Linked DNA regions of Homo sapiens: region 2 is linked to region 1. Evidence: chromatin loops called from intact Hi-C (ENCODE). Cell type or tissue: IMR-90. All regions are shown on one strand. Links, peaks and the distances in the headings refer to the core of each region. The heading gives the core; the rest is flanking DNA.

The links. Peaks named below come from ENCODE experiments on the same cell type or tissue, not always from the same donor. Only the 100,000 strongest peaks of a DNase experiment are listed, where the experiment ranks them.
Region 2: a loop joins it to region 1, with 5 times the contacts of the local background. A loop is called at or near these places in 4 of 110 quality-filtered maps.

Annotation. Positions count from the first base shown.
Region 1 is chrX:45,620,110-45,627,556 of GRCh38, reverse strand. No RefSeq gene overlaps it. Among named protein-coding and RNA genes, the nearest start is that of LINC01204, 120 kb to the right of the region's middle. In IMR-90, for the core only: no CTCF peak of the experiment used is centred there; DNase peaks (open chromatin) are centred at 4,096, 4,786 and 5,646; H3K27ac peaks cover 3,041 bases.
Region 2 is chrX:45,739,139-45,745,476 of GRCh38, reverse strand. MIR222HG (miR222/221 cluster host gene) reads left to right here. Exons shown (of 2, transcript NR_170290.1): 2 at 1-263. Among named protein-coding and RNA genes, the nearest start is that of MIR221, 4.0 kb to the left of the region's middle. In IMR-90, for the core only: a CTCF peak has its summit at 2,253; a DNase peak (open chromatin) is centred at 2,216; H3K27ac peaks cover 183 bases.

The DNA of each region.
Region 1 (7,447 bases), core at 1,218-6,217:
CCCTTTTCTCTTCTCTCTGTATAACTTTTCCTATGAGGCAAACTCACCCACTTCCTTGACTGAATATTAAAAGTGGTATAACTCCACCCCAAATCTCTCCTCTGAGATTCAGACCAGCATATCCAACATTCTACTTAACAAACATCTTCCAAGTTTCAAAAACACCTCAAATTCCACAGGTCCAAGTGTGATCTTTCTCTCCATATCTGACGCTCTTTTAGTGTTTTTTATTTTTTAGTTAGTAGTTCCACCAAATTGGACATGATAGAAACCGAGGAATAATCTCTGGCACCTCCATCTGTGTTATTCTCCACGGTCAATCCATCAACAATCCCTGTGAATTTTCCCTCCTATACTCATCCACTTCCATCTGTCTCCTCGGCTCCCACACTAGACCAAGCTATAATCATTTCTTGCCTGGACTAATAGAGTAGTCTCTTGAAAAGTCTCCTTGAAGAACTACAAACCACTGTTCAAAGAAATCGAGATGATACAAACAAATGGAAAAACATTCAATGTTCATGGATAGGAAGAATCAATATCATTAAAATGACCATACTCTCCAAGGCAATTTATAGATTCAATGTTATTTCCATTAAACTACCATGACATTTTTCACAGAACTAGAAAAAACTATTTTAAAATTCATATGAAACCAAAAAAGAGCCCCAATAGCCAAGACAATCCTAAGCAAAAAGCAAAGCTGGAGGCATCATGCTACCCAACTTCAAACTATTCTGCAGGGCAACAGCAACCAAAAAAGCATGGTACTGGTACAAGAACAGACACATAGACCAATGGAACAGAGAAGATAACCCAGAAATAAGACTGCACACCTACAACTATCTGGTCTGACAAAAACAAGCAATGGGGAAAGGATTTCCTATTCAATAAATGGTGCTGGGATAACTGGCTAGCCATATGCAGAAGACTGAAACTGGACCACTTCCTTAAACTGTATAGAAAAGTTAGTTCAAGATGGATTAAAGACTTAAATGTAAAACCCAAAACTATAAAAGAAAAAACAACAACAACCCTGGAAGACAACCTAGGCAATACCATTCAGGACATAAGCACAGGCAAAGATTTCATGACAAAGACGCCAAAAGCAATCACAACAAAAGCAGACATTGACAAATGGGATGTAATTAAACTAAAGAACTTCTGCACAGTGAAAGAAACTGTAAGCAGAGTAAAAAGACAACCTGGGAGAATGGGAGAAAATTTTTGCAAGCTATGTATCCAACAAAGATCTAATATCCAGCATCTATAAGGAACTTAAACAAATTTACAAGAAAAAAACAAACAACCCCATTAAAGAGTGATGAAAGGACATGAATAGACACTTCTCAAAAGAAGACATACATGTGGCCAACAATCATATGAAAAAAAAACCAACATCTATGTACCCAAAGGATTATAAATCATGCTACTATAAAGACACATGCACATGTATGTTTATTGTGGCACTATTCACAATAGGAAAGACTTGGAACCAACTCAAATATCCATCAATGATAGATAGACTGGATTAAGAAAATGTGGCACATATATGCCATGGAATACTATGCAGCCATAAAAAAGGATGAGTTCATGTCCTTTGCAGGGACATGGATGAAGCTGGAAACCATCATTCTCAGTAAACTATCACAAAGACAGAAAATCAAACACTGCATGTTCTCACTCATAGGTGGGAACTGAACAATGAGAACACTTGGACACAGGGCGGGGAACATCATATATCGGGGCCTGTTGTGGGGAGGGGGGCTGGGGGAGGGATAGCATTAGGAGAAATACCTAATGTAAGTGATGAGTTGATGGGTGCAGCAAACCAACATGGCACATGTATACCTATGTATCAAACCTGCACGTTGTGCACTTGTAGCCTATAACTTAAAGTATAATTAAAAAAAACCCAACATCACTGATCATCAGAGAAATGCAAATCAAAACCACAATGAGATACCATCTCACACCAGTCAGAAAGGCTATTTTTAAAGTCAAAAAATAACGGATGCTGGTGAGGTTGTGGAGAAAAAGGAACACTTATAGGCTGTTGGTGGAAGTGTAAATTAGTTCAGCCATTGTGGAAGATGGTGGCGATTCCTCTAAGACCTAAAGACAGAAATACCATTCCAGCCAGCAATCCCATTACTGGATATATATCCAAAAGAATATAAATCGTTCTATTATAAAGACACACGCATGTGTACGTTCATTGCAGCACTATTCACAATAGCAAAGACACGGGATCAATCTAAATGCCCGTTAATGATAGACTGGATAAAGAAAATGTGGTAGATATACACCATGGAATACTACATAGCCATAAAAGAGAATGAGATCATGTTCTTTGCAGGCACTTGGATGGAGCTGGAGGCCATTATCCTTAGCAAACTAATGCAGGACAGAAAACCAAATACTGCATGTTCTCACTTATAAGTGAGAGCTAAATGATGAGAACACATGGACACAAAGAAGGGAACAACGCACACTGGGGCTTTTCAGAGGGTGGAGAGTGGGAGGAGGGAGAGGATCAGGAAAAACAACTAATGGGTACTAGACTTAATACCTGGGTGATGAAATAATCAGTACAACAAACCCCCATGACACAAGTTTACCTATGTAACAAACCTGCAGTTGTAGCTCTGAAATTAAAAAGAAAAATAAAAAGAAAAAAAGAAAGGTCTCCTTGAATCTAGTCTCTCCACCTTTAATTTATTCACCACAATTCATAAAGACCAATCACTAAATGAGAATCTGGGCATGTAGTTTCTCCCCAGATAACCTTCACTGGCTACTCATTGTTCTGCATATAAGGCTATACAAATGAAAGTGACATGGTTTTCAAGGCCTTGATGATCTGACACTTTAGTTACCCTTCCAGCCACTTTCCCCTCACTTCTTGTAGTCTAGCCACACTAACCTTATTTCTGTGCCTTGAATGTGCCATAATATCTCTGCCACAGAGCCTTTGCACAGCCTGTTTGCTTTGTCTGATAGGTTGTTTCTTTCTTCCACATACTTCAGAGCTCAGGCCAAATTTTACTTCCTAAGGGAAACCAGGTAGAAATGCTTTTCACATCAGAATACAAGCCAGAAGAGGGCTACAGAGCAGGGAAGGGGGCATTTGTAGGCTCTTTGTTGTCTTCTTCTCTACGTATCTTTTATAAGTTGGCAGTGCCATAGCTCTACTTTCCAAAACCCTCTGTGTCTCCTCATATCCATATCTGAGAAACATAAGTCTGCAGTTCTGCATCATTGCCAAGCTCTGGTTGACAACCGACTTGAGTTTGAGATATAAAGAAAAACAATGAATTCCTTCATTGTTCCTATTGATCCTGAGATCAAGGAGTTTTTATTCTTTTTTTTTTTTTTTTTTGAGACGGAGTCTTGCTGTGTCACCCAGGCTGGAGTGCAGTGGGGCCATCTCGGCTCACTGCAAGCTCCGCCTCCCAGGTTCACACCATTCTTCTGCCTCAGCCTCCCGAGTAGCTGGGACTATAGGCGCCCGCCACCATGCCTGGCTAAGTTTTTTTGTATTTTTTTTAGTACAAACGGGGTTTCACCGTGTTAGCCAGGATGGTCTCGATCTCCTGACCTCATGATCCGCCCGCCTCGGCCTCCCAAAGTGCTGGGATTACAGGCGTGAGCCACCGCTCCCGGCCGAGTTTTTATTCTTACAGGCTCTGGGAGTGAAAACCAAGAAGTTTCCTTTTTCAGCCCTTGTGGACACAGAACTCCAATAGTTCAAAGTTTTATGGACACAGAACTCCAACAGTTCAACATTGGTTCTAAATTTAGAATGCTGAAGTTAGAGTGCTTTGTTAGTCTGACAAATACAATATTCTCCTGAGTCTAACATTTAGAGCTTACATATTTTTTCCCATTCACAAAGTGCTATAGGCAATGACTGCTATTTGGCTTGGGAATTTTAGTAGTGACTTTTTAAAAACTCTCAAGTCATTCTGACTTTGACCCTCTCCAGCCAAAGGCATGACCAATGCATTTTAGTTCACCAGAACTTACCATTTTCCCCATGCTGTTCTGTGTTAGATTTCATCTGGATTCTCTCCAGAGTTTAGTGTTTAAACTGCCATTTATGGGAACACATTTTGCTAATTGTGCTCTTATTTGGATAAGTCACATGAGCCACATTGCTAAGTTGTGACTACAACCTCAGCTGCTGCTGAACTGCCCAAGGCAGGAAAATAAATTGCACCAATCTGCTCCAGAAATGAGAGAATGGGGGAAAATCCTTAGATTTGATTAGATGTTAGCTTTCAACCATTTATGTGGGGTTTTTTCCTTCTTAATGAAAACATCCTGTTAGTAAAAATTTAACCATCTCAAGAGCTTTGACAGGGGATGAAAAAAGTGAAAGTTTTAGTGTCCTCCTAATGTAGGCTCCTAGAATATCCATCCATCATTCTACGCATGCCAGTAACACCCACATTTGTTGCTTGATTTACTGATTCAGTGGTTCCTTAAGCATTCTATCTATATCTATCTATCTATCTATCTATCTATCTATCTATCTCTATTATATCTCTTTGCTATATCCCTCTCCATTCTTTTTCTTTTGAAGTAATTGGTAGGTCAATATATACATCTGTGAGTACCTATAATATGAATTCATTGTGAGAAAGATGAAATGCAGTGGTTGCAAGAAATAAAACTTTTGGGGGGACAATTGATGAATGAGACTCATTCACAACACATGGACTTTATTAAAATAATGGTGCATGTGTCATCCTCTGATGGAAGAGCTGGACTGGGATGAACTGTGAGCTTGCTTGTTTGCAGATGCTGAAGCACATAGGCCAGATTCCTCATTTCTCACAAGCCCACATAGGTATGCCTGCAGCATGGCATCTACAAAACATGCTGCCCTAAGCACAAAAGTGGATTATCTGCTTCTTTTGGTTGATGGCAGTTATTTCAGGGAGGGACTATCAACAAGTTTCTACTTGCTACAATCTAGGGCTTGAATCCATAGGCCATACTCACTTGGCCTGAAAAGACATAACCAGACTGGAAGAAAGAACCTTGCCTTAATTCAAATGTTAAAATCTCAAGAGTCTGGCATAAGGGAGGAGGAAATAATGGACAGAGTATTCTCAAAACTGGCTTTCTGCTTGCTAAGTAAGCATACACACGTAAAGGTAATGTAAATATATTTTCTCTAAAGGTGAACTACTGTTACCGATGCCAGGGTGGAAAACAAGACTGAAGTTGTTGAAGAAAATAAAGAACTATAGGTAATAATAGTACCACTAAAACTAGAGATGATGCCAAGCTGCAGGTTATAAGTATGACTTCACATGAAGCTGGAAAGCATGTATCATTACTTCGCATTCAAGTTCTGAGCAGTTTTTAGAAAATGGAAATGACATCCTTTACAGATTTAAATTTCAACATTGCTTTTGTTTTTCATGCTGATTCACCCAGAACTTGCCAAAGAAAGTCCCAGTAAAAATGTTCATGAAGGTTTTAGTAAAGTAAAAGACAAAAAAGATTTGTTTCTGAGGCTTTCCTGAGTGATTTCTCTAAATTCTTCTTGAATCATCATTCTTCGGAAAATGAGTTTGTACTCCTGCAGGCTCTGAAGGTCAGGATAGACCAGCTATGACTTTTCTAGGAAGTGAGTAATAGTAAGACCACGGGACTAATTTCTGGAGGCCTGGAGGTACTTTTCATTTCAGAAGCTGTAGGTGTGGTTTTCCCCTCCAAATGGCTTTAGGGAGTTCCAGAGGCGTGTGTACACTTGAAATGGGAATAGCCAACCTAAAGTAAACTTGCCCTGGAGGTTCTGCCAACCTCTGTCAGCTCTTACCCTGGGTTTCCCCACCCATAGTGACTGGTCCTTTATATTCCTTCTCACTCCTTTCTTCTCTATCACCCATTCCTCCAACCATTCCTCCCCACCAACTCCAAATCTTCATACCCATGCAAAAACCTGAGAATTCTTTGAATATGTATCACTTAGAATTCCTTCTTCCCGGAAAATATGGAAGGACACTGCTGCCAAATGCTGTTTGTAAGACTCACACGCAAGCTATAGCCATGGAAAATTCGTAAGAATCATTGTTGGGAGGGGAACACGTTCATAATTCTTTAAAAATTCATATTCTTTTTGGAGAAAAATTTAGGGTTTTAGTGTTAAAATGCAGCTAAGTGGCTTCATTTTCTTCATTCATTCACTCAATAAAAATTTACTGTGCACCTACTATATGCCAGATGTGGTGTTAGAAGATACTGTGATAGAAGACACAGTCACTGCCCACAAAGATTTTAAGAGTTGGTGAAGAAGAGAAGAAAAATAATAATTACAATATAGTGCTATAAAGACTATGAGAGATGTTGTAGTCAGTATGCCATGGGCAGTTAAGAATTGTTAAAGTCCTCAATGATGAGTAGGACTTAATGAGGAAACTGTGTGTGTGTGTGTGTGTGTGTGTGTGTGTGTGTGTGTACTGGACTTGGGGAAATTGCTGGTGTTGTCCAGCTTCAGACGGGCTAAAGTTACCACCAAAACCCACTTTCTAAAGCTTATTACACACTAATAAGGCAGAAGAGAAAGTGGACCAAGCTTTCTTCAGTATTCTCTTTCCTCTCCATGGTGTTCCCAATTTCTCCTCCCCTTTTCCCCATATTTTTGCTTCCAACTTTCAGGAAATAATTAATAGACTTAATTCTTCATGGTTAAGTTTCATTGCTTGTTTCCCACAAGAGCTTATGCATTTCAGTAAATGTCAGTGCCTTCATTCAAAAATCTGAATCTGTAATGGAATGTGTTTGGAACTTACGGAGGAGATGGAAGACTCACGGCAAACACCTATTCTACTCATCCTACCCATTTCTGTAAGAAATGATCCTGGCATTTATGACACTAAGGAATAAAGCAGAAATCTACACCATCAACTATAGCTCAAATTCCATTAAGGTGAATTTCAAGAGCTGCCCATATTCTTTAGCTCTACTGGAATGTGGTTTTACTTACTGGCAGGTGAACTGAGCAAACTCAACACCAGTTTGGAAATAGTTAATGTAATACAACAGATGATCTTTAAAGTCCCCAATTCTAAACTGCTGTGAATTCTATGCATTAGATTCCTATCAAGTTCTGCCTGTGGCCAGGGGAAATGGTTAACAAAGTGGCAGAAGCTTAGCTTTACTTGCTGGCTTTCAACTATTCTTTTTTGTTAAAGTAATGCATTACATGTTATAAAATCCATTATATAATGAATATATAAAATATGAAGTAAGTCTCCCTGCCAACCCTGGATTCTCTTTCCAGAGTCAACACTGTTACTATTTTCTTATAGATCTTCCCAGATATTTTCTCTTCACATATAAAATCTTTGTCTTTTTAAGATAATACATTTTTCATAATGTTACTGCTAGAAACAGACACAATAAGCACTATATTTTATATTTTGATGTA
Region 2 (6,338 bases), core at 122-5,121, 120 kb before region 1:
GACTGTTAAGTTCTCAATTATAAAGGAATAAAATGTTTTAAGGAGGATTTATTTGCCCTTGCTTATATGAACTGCATATTTTTAGTAGGAAATCATGTAATTTAAATTAGTATTGGTTAACAGATTTAACGTAGAAAATGGACATATAAAGAATACAAGGATAAATGTCTACATGTAATAATGGATGGTAGTGATATAATGCATTTTTGTCATCCCATGCTGAATTCAGTAAAAATAAAGCTAATGACTTGGAGCTTTTAAAAGATTGTACTGTTCTCTGTGTGTGTCTTTTGGCTTCCTACTCACCAATCAGTTCTATTATCTATTCTGTACCTGAGCCACTGGCTTTTGTGACCCGGGAAGAGAAAGTAATTCCACTTAAGACGTTTGACAGGCTTTTAAGAGAAATAAGTGGCTCTGTGCAACATGGTTATGTTTAATAAATCATAATTACCAAAGGGACAGTTTCTCTTCTCCCATGTCCACTCATACTTTTTTTTTTTTTTTTTTAAAGAGATGAGTTCTCATTCTGTCATTCAGGCTGGAGTGCACTGGTACAGAACTCTTGGGCTCAAGTGATCCTCTCGCCTCAGCCTCCAAAAGTGCTGGGATTACAGGCTTGAACCACCATGCCCAGTCCTCCACTCCTTACTTCTGATGTTCTTTGAGTCCCTTTGCCTATCATTAAATGAGAAGGTGTTGACAGTGGTGCCAGGTGTGAAGAACTCCCTAATTCCATTGATAAGTTTACATTTCCCTCTCAGGTACAAGTATTGGGTTGATCCTCAAAGCAAGATTGAATGTTGTGATAATATAATAAGAAAAAGACATATTTGGTCTTCACCCTCAGTTCCTGGAACAGAGCTGCTAAAACTGTCATAATTTTCTAACTAATAGAGGTGATAGCATCTTTTGTTAAAGTATTTGGTCTTAGTCCCCTGTTCCTGACACAAGAGCTTCTAAGATCCTTGGACTCTCTGGAGTGATGAGTGTCTTTCTGTATGCTAACAAGATAATGAGATGACTTGGCTTAGCGGGGAGTAGAGGTGGTGGCAAGTTAGCTTCAGGATGAAGGCTGGTTGTCAGAAAGACCAAGGTATGATTAGAGGGTTGGAGCTTTCAACATTCAATCCCACCCCTGACCTCTGACAACTGAGTTGATCACTGTCTTAGTCCATTCATGCTGGTATAACAAAGTACCCGCGACTGGGTAATTTATAATGAACAGTAATTTATTTTCTTATAGTCCTAGAAGCTGGGAAGTCCAAGGCCAAGGCCTTGGCACTCAGTGTTGGGTGAGGGCCTTCTTACTGCTTCTTCATATGATGATGAACGGGCAAAAAGAAGATGAATGCTGTGTCTTCACATAGGAGAAGAGAAAGAACACACTCCGTCAAGCCCCTTTTAAAGAGCCTAATCCCATCAGTGAGGCCTCTTCCCTTGTAACCTAATCACCTCTTAAAGCCTGTACCTCTTAATACTATCACACTGATGACTAAGGTTCAACATATGAACTTCGGAGGACACAATCAGACCATAGTGTCTGGCTCCTGGCCCCCCAAATTTATGTTCTTACGTATGAAATATATTCATTCCATCTCAGTAGCCCCAGAGATCTTAACTTGTTCCAGCATCAACTCAAAAGTCTAGAATCTCATGTAAATCAGATATGAGTGAGACTGAAGGTAAGGTTCATTCTGAGACAAATTGCTTTTGTGCTGTGAACCTATAAGGTCAAACAAGTTATATACTTCCAAAATACAATGGTGGAACAACCATAGGATAGACATTTCCATTCCAAAACAAAGCAATAGGAAAGAAAGAAGGAATAACAGGTCCTAAGTAAGTGCTAAAACCAACAAGGTAAACAACATTAAATCTTAAGGCTTGAGAATAATCTAGACACACTGGAGTGGAGGTTAAGCCCCCAAGGCCATAGGGGGCCTCAGCCCCATGGTTTTGTTGGGCATATTCTATACAGCACCTCGCAAGTTGGAGTTGGGTGTCTGCAGCTCTCCCAGGCTAGGATCACACTCCAGTGGCTCTGCAGTACTGGAGTCTCAGAGGCAGTCCCAATCTTATGGCTACCCTGGGCATTGTCCCACTGGGGAGTCTGGTGGCACTATCCCTGTCTCAGTTCTCTGTGTTGGTCCTGAGGCTCTCCAAGTCATCCATTGAAACCTACGTGGAATTAGTCATTCCTCCACAGCTCTTGCGCTCTGTGTGTCTGCAGAGTTATAATGTGGACACTGGGGGCACTAGCCACACCTAGGCATAACCACAGCTGAGGTGGGTGAGGAGTGCTACACTGGAGTAAATGGAGCAGAGATGAGGCATCACTGGGCAGTGAACGCAGAGGTTCTTCGGTTACCCTAAGCCCCTAGTTTTAGTTATGTGCCCCAGGCCTTGGCACTCCGGGCTTGTCATGAGAAAGGCAGCACCAATAGTCTCTGATATGCCTTCAGGGTGTTTTTTGTTTTGTTTTGTTTTGTTTTGAGACAAAGTCTCACTCTGTCACCCAGGCTGGAGTGCAGCGGGACGATCTCAGCTCACTGCAACCTCCACCTCCCAGGTTCAAGTGGTTCTCCCACCTCACCCTCTCCAGCAGCTGGGATTACAGGTGTGCACCACCACCCAGCTAATTTTTGTATTTTTAGTAGCGATGGGGTTTCACCGTGTTCAGGGTCACTTTTCATTGTCTTGATGAACAGTGTATGACTTTCTTCTATCCATACTAATCTCCTTGCAAATGGTCACTTCTTCACACCCCTGGTGTTTTCTTCCAAATGCTTTTGCACTTGGCCAGGCTGAGAATGTTCCAAACCTTTAAATTCTGCTTCCCCTTTGATTTTATTATTTATTATTATTTGAGACAGGTTCTTGCTGTGTTGCCCAGGCTGGAGTGCAGTGGTGAGATTTTAGCCCTCTGCAGCCTTGACCACCCAGGCTTAAGTGATCCTCCCACCTCAGCTTCCCGAGTAGCTGGGAGTACAGGCATGTGCCACCACACCTGGCTAATTTTTTGTATTTTTGGTAGAGACAGGGTTTCACCATGTTGCCCAGGCTGGTCTCAAACTCCTGAGCTCAATAGATCCACCCACCCTTGGCCTCACAAAGTGCTGGAATTACAGGCATGAGCCACCATGCCTGGCCACTCCTCTGAGTTTAAATTCCATCTTCACTATATTTCTCTCCTGCATTTTACTATAAGCAGTTAAGAGAAGCCATGCAGTACCCTGAACACCTTGCTCAAAGATTTCTTCTGCCAAATATCCTAGTTCATCACTCTTAAATTCTGCCTTCCATAAAGTTCTAGGAAGTGGGCAAAATTCTGCCACGTTCTTTGCCATTTTGCAACAAGGATGACTTTTCCTCTGGTTTCCAATAAGACACTCCTCATTTCTATATAATACTTCCTCACGATGGCCTTTACTATGCATATATCTGTCAGCATTCTGATCATGATAACTTAGGTACTCTCAAAAAAAGCATCTCTCTACAGCTTTCCTCTTCTGAGCCCTCACCAGAATCATCCTTAATGCTCTGTTCATGGCAATGTATGCTTTTTCTAGCCTGCACCTTCAAAATCTTCCAGCTTCTATCCACTATCCAGTTCCAAAGCTGTGTCCACATTTTTAGATATTTGTTATAGCAACACCCCAATTTTCTAGTACTAGTTTCTGTTTTAGTCCATTTGTCCTGCTATATAAAAGTGCCTGAGACTGGGTCATTCATAAAGAACAGAAATTTATTTTTCTCACAGTTCTTGAGGTTGGGAAGTCCAAGATCAAGGCACCAACATTTGGTATCTGGTGAGGACCTTCTTGCTGTGTCCTAACATGATGGAAGGTGGAAGGGCAAAAGAGATGAACTATCCTTACATGGCAGAAGAGCAGAAGAGAAGACCCCACTCCCTCAAGTGCTTTTATAAGAGCCATAATGCCATCCATGAGGACTCTGCCATTATGACTTAATCACTGCCTAAAACCCCACCTCTTAATGTTATTACATTGGAGATTAAGTTTCAGTATACAAATTTGGGGGGATGCAATCAGATCACAGCAGTTACCAATGGCCAATGATGTAATCAATTGTGTATGTAATAAAACTTCCATATAACCCCCAGAATTACAGAGTTCTGATGGCTTCTGGGTTGGTGAACACATGGAGATATTAAGGGGATGGCATTCCAGGAGGCTGCATGGAAGCCCCTCATCCTTTCCCACATACTTTGCCTTATATATCTTTTCCATTTGGCTGTTCCTGACTTGTACCCGTTATAATAAACCATTAATATTAAGTAAACGTTTATTCTGAGTTCTGTGCGCTGTTCTTGCAAATTATCTAACACAAGGAGGGAGCAGTGGGAACTCCTGATTAATAGCCAGTCAGAAATACAAGTGGTTCAGAACTTGGAATTGACATTTGAAGTGGGGGCAGTCTTGTGAGTCCTTAACTTGCACCATCTGACACTAATTCCAGTTAGATGGTGCCAGAATTAAATTGTAGGGCACTCAGCTAGTGTCAGAGAATTGGTTGGTGTCGGGGAAGAAACCTGCACATTTGATGTCAAAGTGTTAAGCATGAAAACAAGATGGAAAGGTGCAAACAACCAGGGGCTTGTTTTCTCACTTTTTCTCAACTTTTTTTCTCTCATTCTGTAAGACCCTGAAGCAATGGACACTGGTTTGTTGGCTCTTACTAGAAGAGGCACAACAACCTGACTATATTCTTTTTTAAAAAACTTTTCATTTTGAAATAATTTCAAACTTCAACATAGTTGCAAAAATAATATGAAGGCAGCGCTGGTGGGAGTTTAAAATGGTACAGCTGCTTTGGAAAAGTTTGGCAGTTCCTCAAATACTTAAATAACATTACCATATGATTAAGAAATTTCACTCGTATGGGTATACCCAAAAGAATTGAAAACAGGTACTCAAAAACATGTGCATGCATGTTCATAGTAGCACTATTCTTATTCACAGTAACTGTAAGGCGGAAATGTCCATCAACAGATGAATGATAAAATGTGTTATATCCACACAATGCAATATTACACAGCCTTAAAAGGAATGAAGTACTGATTCATGCTACAACATGGGTGAACCTCAAAAATATTATGCTAAGTGAATGAAGCCAGATACAAAAAGCCACATACTATGTATTTCCATTTATATGAAATATCCAGAATAGGCAATTCTATAGAGACAGTAGATAAGTAGTTGCCGGGGCTTGGAGGTAGGAAGGAGTGGGGAATGAGTGCTAATGGATACAACATTTCTCTTTGGGGTGATGAAAATATTATGAAATTAATGTTCTGGAGATGGTTGCAAAGCTTCGTGAATATACTAAAAATCACTGAATTGTACACTTTAAATGGGTGAATTTCAAAATATGTGAATTATATCTAATAATAAAAAAATTGAGAGTATCCACACACCTTCAATTCCCCAGATGACAATATCTTATGTACCTACAATTATCAAAATCAAAAAATTAACATCAATATAATACTATAACCTACACACTGTGTTCAGATTTCACCACTTGTCTCTCTGTTGTTCTGTTTCTAGTTTAGGATCCAATCTAAGATCCCACGTTTAGTTTTTATATCTCTAGTCTCCTTTAACCTGAAACAGTTTCTCAGCTTTCCTTTGTCTTTCATGACTTTGGCACTTTGGAAGAGTACAGGCCAGTTATTTTGTAGAGTGTTCCTCAGTTTGGGTTTCTGGTAATTCCTTCTGCTTAAAGTCAGGTTATACATGTTTGGCAAGAATAACACGTAAGTACAGTTGTGTCCTTAAGTGCATCATATTAGGATACACATTACATCGATTTGTCCTGCTACTGGTGATGTTAAATTCAGTGATCAGTTTCTTTGGTGTGTGATTGTGACTATTCATAGTTTTCTTTCTTGTTTATAAAAAAATTTCATTTTATCACCATTCTATACTCCCATTTTCCCTTACTCCCCACACATAGTCAAATATATTTAATGTGTATCATGTAGTTTCTATGTGTTCTTGAAAAATGTACCTTGTTTTGGTGTCCAAGTATTTTTAGTTTACATGAGTGACATTGTGTTGTATCTCATTCCATTTCTTACTTTTAAAATTCAGCACTGTTTTTAAGGTCCATTCTTGTTTCTAATCTGTTATTTTTAATTCTGCATGATACTCCTTGGAGTGCAACTACCACATTTCACCTATGCCATTTCCAGTGATAGACCCCACATGGGAACCAATTCCTGGCCACCACAAATAACATTGTACTGAACATTCTAATAATGCATGTCTCCTTATGGGTCTCTGTAGGAAATTATTTGGAATGTATAATGA